2 separate regions of the Homo sapiens genome follow, and region 1 is linked to region 2. A link is an interaction called in ENCODE POLR2A ChIA-PET data of the cell type or tissue named here. Cell type or tissue: PC-9. All regions are shown on one strand. Links, peaks and the distances in the headings refer to the core of each region. The heading gives the core; the rest is flanking DNA. Region 1 overlaps ZMIZ1 (zinc finger MIZ-type containing 1). Region 2 has its middle 320 kb from the start of ZMIZ1-AS1.

Region 1 (5,368 bases), core at 197-5,196, 380 kb before region 2:
AGGGAAAGTGAGGTGTCAAGGATGACCTAGGCATCTCCCCGCAGCCCTCTGGGGGCTTGGATGCCCAGCTTTGCTGAACCAGCAGCTGCCTGCATCAATATGAATTGACCCAGAGCCCAGGGAGCACTGCTCCCCTCCCCCAGGAAGCCCTATCTTGTGGGAGGGCACTGCAGGCCAGCAGGCCACCACCAACTCCGCTCTGTCCCCCTGCTGACCTTTCTCCTTTGTCAGCAGTGCACTCCATCAATGCACCGGAAGGGCCAGTGCGATCCCTCCCAACTGCTCAGGCCAGGGCTGGGGGCAGGGGCTCGCTCTGCCCTCCCTCTTTCAAGGAAGAGGTTTCCTGAACGTCTCCAGAAAGCTGGGAGCAAAGCCACTAAAGCCCTCAGTGCAAATAGGGAGACTGAGGCCTGGTGAGGGGCAGCTCAGAGTCCACCAGACAACTGCAGTCACAGCCTTGAGCAAAGAGCCCACCAGGCATGAGTCATGCCCCTCCTGCTGGCAGAGGGGAGGGAAGAGAGGAAGCCAGAGAGGAGACTGGAGCCAGGCCCTGGGGGATGGGCAGGCACAATCTGGCTGGGGGAGGGGCCTATGAGGTGTGGGAAGGGGCCGAGCGACTGCACCAGCAAGCCCCTGCGCCAAGAAGAGGATCCTGTGGGCTTCAGAGTGGGGCCAGTGGACTCAGGCAGGCCTTGGGTGGTCAACCATCCTGGTTTGCCCACAAGTGACAGGTTTCTGGGACACAGAATTTTCCATGCTAAAACCAGGACGGTCCCAGGCAATCTGGACGGCCACCCTAGTGGGGCTGATGCTGAACTCTGGTTTTCAGTTCAACTACTCTCTGTGTCTCAGTTTCCTCATCTGGAACTCAGAGCTTATAACAGTACCTTGTGTATGGTTGCTGGGAGGTGGGGGAGAGTGACATTAAATAATGTACTTAAAGTGCTTAGCATCCGGCACAGCATCTGATAAAAACCATTAAACAAACGGCAGGTGGCTGCTGTTATTACTCCCAACTGCTAGACTATTCTTACTACTATGAGTACCAGCTAACACATACCAAGTGTTACCCTGCACCAGACTTTCTAAGTACTGTGCATATGTTGCTAATCTAATCCTTACAATACTTAACGGGGAAGGAAGTATTATCATCCCCATTTTCAGATGAGGAAATTGAGGTGTGGATGGGTTAAGCACGCCCAGGCTCTCACACCTGCCAAGCATAGAGCACTGAAAACTACTTTTTCCACTGGAATGATCCCAAAGCCCGGGAGATGCTGGCCAATGTCAAAATGATTATGGTCACACTGACCCAGGGCAAGAACTGGACAAACACACAGGCCACTCTGGAGGTGCCCTGGGGATTGGCAAGCATACCCTGTTTTCAGGGAGACTGAGTCCCTAATCCTTAGCCTGGGTCTTCAAGACCTTCCCCTTCTGGTCCAATCAATCTAATTTATTGAGTTCCAGGGTCTATTTACACAGCAAGAGAAAGGAACGCCCCATGATGTACACACGCCTCCTCCTGGCCCCAGGGGCTCCACTCTTGATCAGGCATGTTTTGCCCACTGCGATTCATTCTGCAACAACACTGCAAAGGTCAGATTCATGCCCATTTCTGAGATGAGAAAAGAGAGGCTTGGAAATGTGCTATGGTCACACAGCTGGATTTAAACTTGTCCAGCTCCGAAGCCTGGGCTCCTCTTGGTTGCTGGTATGACAAAATGAACAGCATGAGGGCAGAGGGCCACACCGCATATGTCTGGGTCGAGTATGGTGCAGGGAGAGGTGAGTACTAGAAAACTCCAAGGAGGGCAGAGCCCCCTCTCTTAGAGCAGGGGAAACTCTGGCAGCTCAAAGAAGGCACCCAAGCACCTAGGGGTGGAGTAGTCAACCTGGACAGGTACTGCACCCAGGGAGAAAAGGGGGAGGGAGACCTGAGGCAGAAGACCATCACCCTGCTGCCTGGAGGGGAGGGAGGTCTTGCAGAGACCCCTCTTTAGACTCAGAAGCTGAGCATGCAATGCCTCCTGTCCCAATCCCTAGGAAGTTCTCAGCGCAAGGAACTGCATGCTTGCAAAGCAATTAGCTTCCAGCACCCAGGAAAAAGGTAGCTGAGGGGGCAGGCAGGCGCTGGCTGAGCAGTGGCCCTGGGAAGCTGGGCCCTGTTATTTTTAGCATCTCAATTCAAGAGGGAGGAGGCCCTCCTTCCCACCAGGTAAATGTCAGCGCCACTGGCAGCCCCAGCCAATTAAAGCAGCTGGAGCCAAAGAGGGAAGACAGAGACTGGTGGCCTCTCCTGCTGGCCCCCAGCAGCTCCTGCAAAGGGCCTGCTCCTGACTCACCTCCTGCATGGCCCTGAACAGGAAACACTGGCTCGGTCTAAAAAGGCTGAGCAGGGGCCTGGTTGGAGTCCTGGCTGGGCCGTGTGACCCTGGTCAAGTCTCATGCCTTCTCTTCTCTGACTCCAGTTCCCCCTCTGGAAAACGCCACCCACCTCCCCACCCCGCCCCAGCCCACTTGATATTATGAGGGTGACATGAGTCAGGGGTTGTGAGGATAAGAGAAGCTTGCCACCCCCTGCTGTGGGGTGGCTGCTTTATTATTCCAGAAAAGAATGGGCTTCCCGAGCAGGAACCTGGGCCATCTGACGGGGCCTGAGCTGGCTGCTGTGCAAACTGCTGGGGGAATTTGCGCAATCCCGGGGACTTGTAGTCCAAGGAGCCCATGGCTGGCGCTCTGCTGATAGGAGAGGCATGAGAGAGAGGCCGCTGCAGGTCAGTGGAGGCTCTGCAAACACAGACCGGCCGAGCCCAGGGCTATGGGGAGGAGCCACACCTGGAGAGGGCACCAGGCACCCAGAGCGCCGGCAGCATGCCTGGCACTGGCATGGCATTTCCTCTGCATCAGGGTATCAGTCAGCTGCAGCCTTGGGAAGGAATAAATATTGTCCCCTCCCTGTCCCCAGCAGGAGGGAAGGAGGCAGAAGGAGGAAAGAAGGAGTTGGTCACAGCAAAGAGAAGGGAGGCGCATCTCTCATTTTATCCTGGGACCCAGGTCCTTAGTCTGTAGTGGGGGCTGCCCCAGGGACCTAATCCCTCATCCTCTCAGGTTGGTCCAGCCTGGCAAACCCCAGAAATCTTAGGTCAGCTCTCCTCCACTGGGGAGAAGCCTTGGGTCCAGCAGCAGCCTTCTGGGCCAACTGCCCCCGAGGTGCTGGGGAAGCCCATACTTCCCTCAGCTCATATCCCCAGCATCAGCTCAAAGCCTCCAGAAGCGGACTCTTCCACTGAGGCACTTCCCTGCTGTGGCTCCCCAGGTGCCTGAAGCTCAGAGGAGATAAAAGGGAAACTGAGGCACAAAAGTGGGGCAGTGATCTACTCAGGGGCATTTAGCAAGTTAAAAGCAAAATATAACCTTCTTTCCTTCTGCCGTCTCCAACCCCCCGGGGGCACCTCCAGCCTCATTTCTTTCCCTGAGCAGTCCTAGCCTCCACAAAGCCCCCATTATCTGCCCCAGTGTGGCTGCCACAGGGTCTTGGCCCAGCTGTTCCCTTTGCGTGGAATGCTTTCAGTTTGGTTCACAGTCTGGTCATTCTTTGGGGCTCAGCTGGCACTCACCTCCTCCAGGAAGCTCTCCCTGACCCCTGAGGCCTTCAGAGCCCCTAGACCCTGGCCCTAGGTAATGCCATGCTGCCTGTGGTCAGCAGCCTCCCAGATGGTTGAGCCTGCTGGACACTCTGCTAAGCCTTGGCAGAGGGGGCTGATGAGGGGAAGGGCAGCCCCTGGTTTCCTGAGTCCACTTTATTTCTTCACTCCCTTGCCCCTTATAAGCCTCACACTAGGCCCTGACTCTGAGGCGTTGCCCCTAGCCCTGACCATTGGGCCTACAAATCCCGGCCTCACTGGGGCTCTCTGGGTAAATGGATGACAGGATAAGCCCTTGCTTGTGGTGGCGAACCTCTCACAGCAGGAGGCAGAACACAAATGCGGCTCCACGGAGCCAGGTCTGCGGGTTCCCGTGCAGCTCTCAGTCCCAGTTCTGGGTGGCTCTCCACAGGTCCCCAGAGCTTCCTTGGCCCTTCAGGGTCAGTCCTGCCTTTCTGCAGATAGAAGGCTCCTATCGCTGCTGCTGGTCCCTGCCCCTGCCAGCCTCTGCACCCCCATGTAGCCTACACAGTTTAGTGTGGCCCTGCACTCAGCTGATAGCCTGAAGCGCCATGTTGGCTACCTTGGGGCATGCCCTCCTATCTCTGGGCCTCAGTTTCCTCATCTGTGCCATGAGTGGGGTGGGTAAAATGATTTCTAAAGACCACTCCTCCCAACACGAGAGAGAGGCTGTGGTTTTGTTTTTATTCCAATAAAGATGTCACGCTTGTGGCCCCACCCAGTGTCTATTACTTGCTGCAAGGTCGCTGAGGCTTCAGACCTAGGAACACAGGCACGGCCAAGGCTGTCCTCTGCCCCAATGTGTGGCCTGGGTGTGTGGCTCATGAACCAGAAAGAGACAAACTCCAGAGCTCAAAAAGAGCCAGTGGGGCAAACATCAGTGGGAGGGAGAAGCGCCCTCAGTAAGTAACACCCAGGAAACTCTTTACAACCTTACACTCCTACCAGAGTGAGCACACACCATCCATGAAGCATGTCCAGGACCCTGGGACGGCCAGAGGGAGACCCAGACCTACCTCTCTTGGGAAAGATGCTGCCTACCTGCTCTAGCCTCTGTACCCACCATGAGGAATGCTGTGTGCCCCCGGGCTGGTCTCTGAGCCTCTCTGATCCCACTGTGTCACTGAGCAACGCCTGCCCCAAGCTCTGAGCTGAGGTCAGGCCCATGGCAGATGGGGTTGGGGGAGGTGTGCAGATTGTGGCACCTGGCTCCATCGTCGGTCGCTTTATCTTGCAGCATTTGAGAAGACTGGCTTTCCCTTTTGGTAGAAAGCCCCAGCGCCTGGTCCAGCAGAGGTGCCTGGGTTGCTGAAGAGGCCGTGGTGGAGCATGAAGGTCCGGCCAGTGGACAAGCCTCCAACCTTGCTCTTCCTGCTGCCACAGTTCCTGGGTGAACTAAGTCTTAGACTGGACCACACCTCACCCTTGCCCTAGCTTGCAAGCTGAGGCCAGCCCTCCTAGCTCTCACAAAGGAGGTGCCACTGCCCTGCAGTCTCTTTTAGCTCCCCACTCCCTGCAGGTTCATGGCCAAACTCTGTGGCCTAGCATTCAAGGCCCTCAGGGGCTGCCTCAGCTGTGGCTGAATGAATCTTCCTCCCCAGCCGGACTGCCCTGACCCATGCCACCCAGTTGTGCAGAGACCCCAGGAAGACCCTACTCTTCCACTCTGTATAGGAACCCCACTCCCCTTACCCCTCCAC
Region 2 (5,368 bases), core at 233-5,232:
TTTCTAATGAAGAACACTATTGATGTGAACATCAAGCCATCCCCTCTCTATACTTCCCTGGGCATTGCACCTCTCTGGGCCAAGAGGCACATGTGGTGAACCTAAGCAGCTCAGCAATTATGGTTCTGTAGCTGCACAAAGGAGAAAGCCCATATCCCCAACAGAGAATATGAAAGTGGATGGGTCCATATGGAAGACCATAGCCCCAGTGTGAGAGCCCAGGACACTGGCAGACCAAGGTCCAAGAGCTCAGGTTGGCAGAGACCATCCTTTGGATAGGGTACCCACCAGCTTATTGGTGAAACCTATGGCTTTCCCAGAGACAATTAGTGCACGAAAGGCATTAGGTCTTTCATTGGTTTACTCAATGATATTTTTTGGCTGTGTCCCCACCCAAATCTCATCTTGAATTGTAGCTCCCATAATTCCCATTTGTTGTGGGAGGGACCCAGTGGGAGGTAATTGAATCATGGGGGCGGGCCTTTCCCATGCTGTTCTCATGATAGGGAATAAGTCTTATGAGATCTGATGCTTTTATAAGGTGGAGCTCCCCTACACAAGCTCTCTTGCCTGTCACCATGTAAGACTTGACTTTGCTCCTCCTTTGTCTTCCACCATGATCATGAGACCTCCCCAGCATTGTGAAACTATGAGTCAATTAAACCTTTCCTTTATAAGTTACCCAGTCTCTCAGGTATGTCTTTATTAGCAGGATGAGAACAGACTAATACACTCAACACCACCAACTACCTCCCAAGGACCCAGTTCTGTGACAGACATAAGTAGTTAATGGGCTTTGGTTGGTCTCTAAATTGTAGGCAACCTTCAGAGTACAGTCAAAACTCCTAAGCATGAGGTTCAAGACCTTTCCTGAAGGGGTTCCTAAGACTTTAGATTTTCCCACCACAACCTTCCCACTAGCCCGTGCTCCAGCCCTAAAAAATGACTCATTGGCCCCAACTCACCATCTCTTTCCCGCCTCTTTGTCTTGATCTTCTCCTATGCTTCTTCTCTGGGCCACTAGAGATCTTCTCAGCCAGCCAAAGCACCAATCTTTCCTTCTCTCTTGAAGTCTTCCACCTCCCCACAGGAATAATTCATTGGAGCAAATGCAGTCTGAACTTGTACCCCATATGTGGTTTACAAGGGCCCTGCTGGACTCCGAGTTCCTCGAGGGCGGGATAATTATTACTCATGCCTGGTTTGGAGCATAGAAGGCTCCTCATCAACTGGTCACCCTTGATGGCTTGGGCTGATTTCATCACTATACCCTCCGTTTCTCCATCTGGGGACTGGAAGGCTCACCCCCTCCACCACATGTGGCTCACAAATCACTCCAAATTCTAGAGGTGGCACCTGCTACATTCGAGAAAGTTAAATACGTTGCCACCTTGCCCATCATTACCTGCAAGAGCCATTATCCTTGTGGGAACACATGGCTCAGGAGTTTAAACACTAGAACCAATTAGTTTCTCAGGGTGCGCCATCTTATACATGCCAAACTCAACAAGCTAAGAGCTGGTCCTCGAAGCCTTCTTTTCTTCCTTTTTTTTTTTTCTTGCTTTCTGTTCCGGCAGCACTTACCCATCTGTACTTCCACTGCAGAGCTATTCCCACTGGAAATGCTGTGAAACCTTTCAAATAAAATATTTAACATGTGGATCGGGTGATTTTATGTTGTAAGTTATGAAATCTTTATTTGGGTCCCACCGTTTATTAAACTTCAGGGTTCTTCTTTGGTCTCTAATGACATTACGTTGCATTAGAATTAGACTTTTTTTTTTAACAGGGGGCTGCATTATTTGTTGTGACTTGGTAATGCTAATGTTTAAATTTTGAGGCCTTTTACTGCTGATTAAACCTCTAAAGACTACAGCAGAATTTCCGCTTCACTGCTAGAAGAAAAGAACACGGCGCGGTTCGTGTTGAGGAGATCACTTGAAGAATGTGCGGGAAGGTTGCTGCATTTATGAATAAAGCGAGGCATTATCATTTTTAATAGGAATTAAACAGCTAGAGGGAGAAGTTGGCAATGCTGCGATCAGTGCAAAGGAAAACAATCTAACAATTTTAATTAACTGTATTTTAATAGCTTTAGTTATAATTGAATAATTTAAATACCAAGGGAAACAGTTAAATCTCCTAAAAGCCTTTTTTTATTTACATTTTAAATACAGTTCACGGTGAAGAGATGACAGTATGTGTGCTGGGGGGAGTTTCTGGGGTGACTCCAGGAGCTAGGCAGGCCTGGAAGGGGCAGGTTGGACGCAGAGGGATCATGGTGTTGGGGCTTGCTCGCCTCACCTCTGGGGCTGAGTTGACCTCCTGTGAGGACCAGGGGGCAGAGTGAACAGCCAGGAGTTTTCTGCCTGCCCGGGGCCTGGCACATCTGCTATCGCAGCCCCTCAAGTGAGTGGGAGCTGGAGTGAGTCTTGATACTCACTCAGTGTTCAAGCGATATTTATTGCTAGCCTACAGTAACTACCATCACAGCAGCAATAAACTGGTAGAAATAACAGCTGACACTTACTGAGGGCTTCTGGAATGTTTAGGGCTGGAGATAATGGTAAGAGAGAGAGAGAGGTGGTTTCTGCCCTCCTAGAGTCTTTCAACTGGAGGGAGAGACAGACAATAAACAAATAAACTACCAAAGAAGCCCTGTAAGAATAAATTATGATAAGAGGCCTAAAAGAAACATAATAGGATGCTGAAGTAGAGGATAACAGGATGGTGGGCATAAGTTTAGGTAAGGTGGGCAGGACTGGTCCTTCCCTGGAGAAAATACTGAAGTCCAGGCTTTGAGAAGGGCAAGATGGGAGCTGGTATTGGAGTCTGAGGCAGGTAGAGGTTTCCTGCCAGGTAGAGTGGCATGAGCAAAGGCCCTGGGGTGGGGAAAGGCTGGGGAACATTTTCAAAGACTCAAAAGCAAGGAGGGTGAGGTCGGGTGAAAAACTTGCCAGGGCAGCCTGGGCTGGGGGCAGCCACTGGAAGATGGGAAGCAGGGAAATGATGCCACCTGATGAGTGATTCTGAAAGAACTTACTGCGGGTTTTCTAAGCCTTCTACTGGGGGTGTGACTTCTTTCCTTCTTCACCCTGTGGGTCTGCCCAGGCACCACTACTGGGCCCTTCTTTGGATCTGGTTGGAACAATAGCCCCCAACCACTACCTCACTCCTGCTCTGAGCCTGCAGCCCCTCCTGCCAGAAATCCTCATGCCCTACACATACCCCCTATCCGGGACCTGGCCTTTGTTCTTTATCACTAGGTCTTGACTGCTGGACTCAGTGTGGAATTCAACAGACTCCTCCTAGTGTCTACCCACCCCCAACCATGGAGCTGTGATCCCCCTAACTCCACACAGCTCCATTAACTAAAGACTCTTGATACTGCGTGTCTACCTTGCAGTTGCGTGCAAGATACCTTGTGGCCTGGGCCAAGGAAGCCCATGGGTCACAGCATATTGGCCAACAGCGAACCTCTGGGGGACCAGACCACTGTTCACTCCATGTCCCTTCCTTGCCGTCTCCCCAGCCTGCTAAGAAAGCCCCCTGGAGCCTGGCAGCCACGCCCTTCAGTGCTAATGACCAATCCTGGGAGGGGAAAGCATCCACCAGGCACACAGAGAGGACACGTGGAGATGAAGGTTTGCTCTGCGGGAGCGGCTGGGGTCACAGAAGCCGCTGCTAATGGGCAGTGTTTGGGATTGCCATCCCCCTCCATTAGGAACTGCCAATCCCGCAGCTCCACGCTGCCCTGTGAAGCTAGTGTCCTCTCCTGCTGGGGGAAAGCTGGGCTGTTTCACTAATGGGGACCCCAGCCAGCTAGAAGAACAGCAGGGGGCTGCTGCAGGCTGAGCAATTCATTTCTTCCTCTTGGGAGCCTCACAGGCTCTCTAAAGGGTTTGATACAGGAGGGACGAGCTCAGACTCCAAGTTAAAGCAGGCAGGCTGCATTGTTAGGTCTGGGCCAGGGAGTTTATTTGCAAGATGACTTGGAGAATATTCATCCCAGAGGGGATCGAGGCGGGTGCGAGGTGATGGAAAGTTCTGTGGACACAGAGTCAGGCAGAACTGACATAACGGTGAGAATGAAAACACACCTGTACTGGGGGCTGACTGTGTGCCCAGCACACCACTGTATGCTTGGTCTAATTCAACCCTCAAACCACCGCTGGAGGTGAGTACTATTATCTCTGCTTCACAAAGAGGAAACTAACAACGGAAGGTGCATCAATTTGCCAAAGGCACACGCTGGTATGTGATGGATAGAGGGCCTGCCCCACTCTGCCCTGGTTTTAAACCACCACACTGTGGACATGCTCCAAGCCCAGACCTGGTCTGACACTGGCTGGCCGATGTCCCTCAGCTGCATTCCCCAGGCCATGCACTTACTCCTTTGCCCCACAAACATTTACCCAGTGCCTCTGCTGTGCCTCTCACTAATCTTGTTTTACAGATAAAGGACCTGATATTCCGGGACACAAGCTCCCATATGAAGGCGGACAATCATTTACTACCAGGAAATGTGAGCCAGAGGTCCCACACAGCCCAGTTGCTTCTCTGTGAAGAGTGCAGTACCCACCTAATTCCTACCAGGGCTTCTGGGCTATATCTAGAATCTGAGGCAGGAGAGTCAGGGCAGGGCTGGAGGTCCACTTGGGAGGAGGGCAAAGGAGAAAATGCATTGAGAGACAGAGTCCACAGCCCAGAGAGTCAGGACCTGGTTGAGGGACAGACTCAAATGTGCCTTCCTGCATATAGAAGCCTCAAGCTCAGAGGACACCCTTCTGCAGGGGCAGCCAGGGGCCTGCTCTCAGCTCCCAGAGAGGTCCCTGGAGGGCCAGAGTTGAGCATGGAGGGTGACCAGTTTCTGCTCCAACCCCCTTGCAAGTGTCGTTCCTTAGAGCAGTCTCTGACACTGAGGGAGACTGGAAGAAGGGAAAGAAGAGCTGGCCCGGACAGGGGGACCAGGAGAAAAGGAAGGCCCAGAACAGTGGGTGGCGACGCCACAGGGAGCAGTGTGGGACAGCCACCAGGTGGGCTAGGCACCCAGGTCTCCCCTGCAGGACTGGAGGACGCTCTCCCCCAGCTGCTGGGAGTTGTGAGTGGAGAGTCCTCCACGTCAGCTGTCAGCCCTCTTCAGGAATGGACTAAAGAAAGCTACACTGCCAAGGTCACACCCCTCCCTGGGAAAGCCCACATCCAGTGACTGGCCAACTGGGAGGTAGAAAGGCCCAACCCCTTTGCCTGAACTCAGGGCCACTCTGAAGGGCCATCCTGCTTCAGCGCTCCCCACAGGGTCAGCTGCGGTCTCGCTGTGACTACATTGTAGCTGGATTTCTCCTTCAGCTTCTCCCTGCTTTCTTCC

What was found. ChIA-PET counts read pairs that join two places held together with the same protein. Peaks named below come from ENCODE experiments on the same cell type or tissue, not always from the same donor. Only the 100,000 strongest peaks of a DNase experiment are listed, where the experiment ranks them.
Region 1: POLR2A ChIA-PET joins it to region 2 with 12 read pairs; 2 of 35 experiments call an interaction of 5 or more read pairs at or near these places.

What each region holds. Positions count from the first base shown.
Region 1 is chr10:79,124,709-79,130,076 of GRCh38, reverse strand. The region is part of intron 2 of ZMIZ1 (zinc finger MIZ-type containing 1); the gene reads right to left. Among named protein-coding and RNA genes, the nearest start is that of ZMIZ1, 58 kb to the right of the region's middle. RefSeq lists enhancers at 331-625, 26-667, 2,902-3,420. In PC-9, for the core only: a CTCF peak has its summit at 2,687; a DNase peak (open chromatin) is centred at 2,706; H3K27ac peaks cover 2,962 bases.
Region 2 is chr10:78,744,700-78,750,067 of GRCh38, reverse strand. No RefSeq gene overlaps it. Among named protein-coding and RNA genes, the nearest start is that of ZMIZ1-AS1, 320 kb to the left of the region's middle. In PC-9, for the core only: no CTCF peak of the experiment used is centred there; no DNase peak of the experiment used is centred there.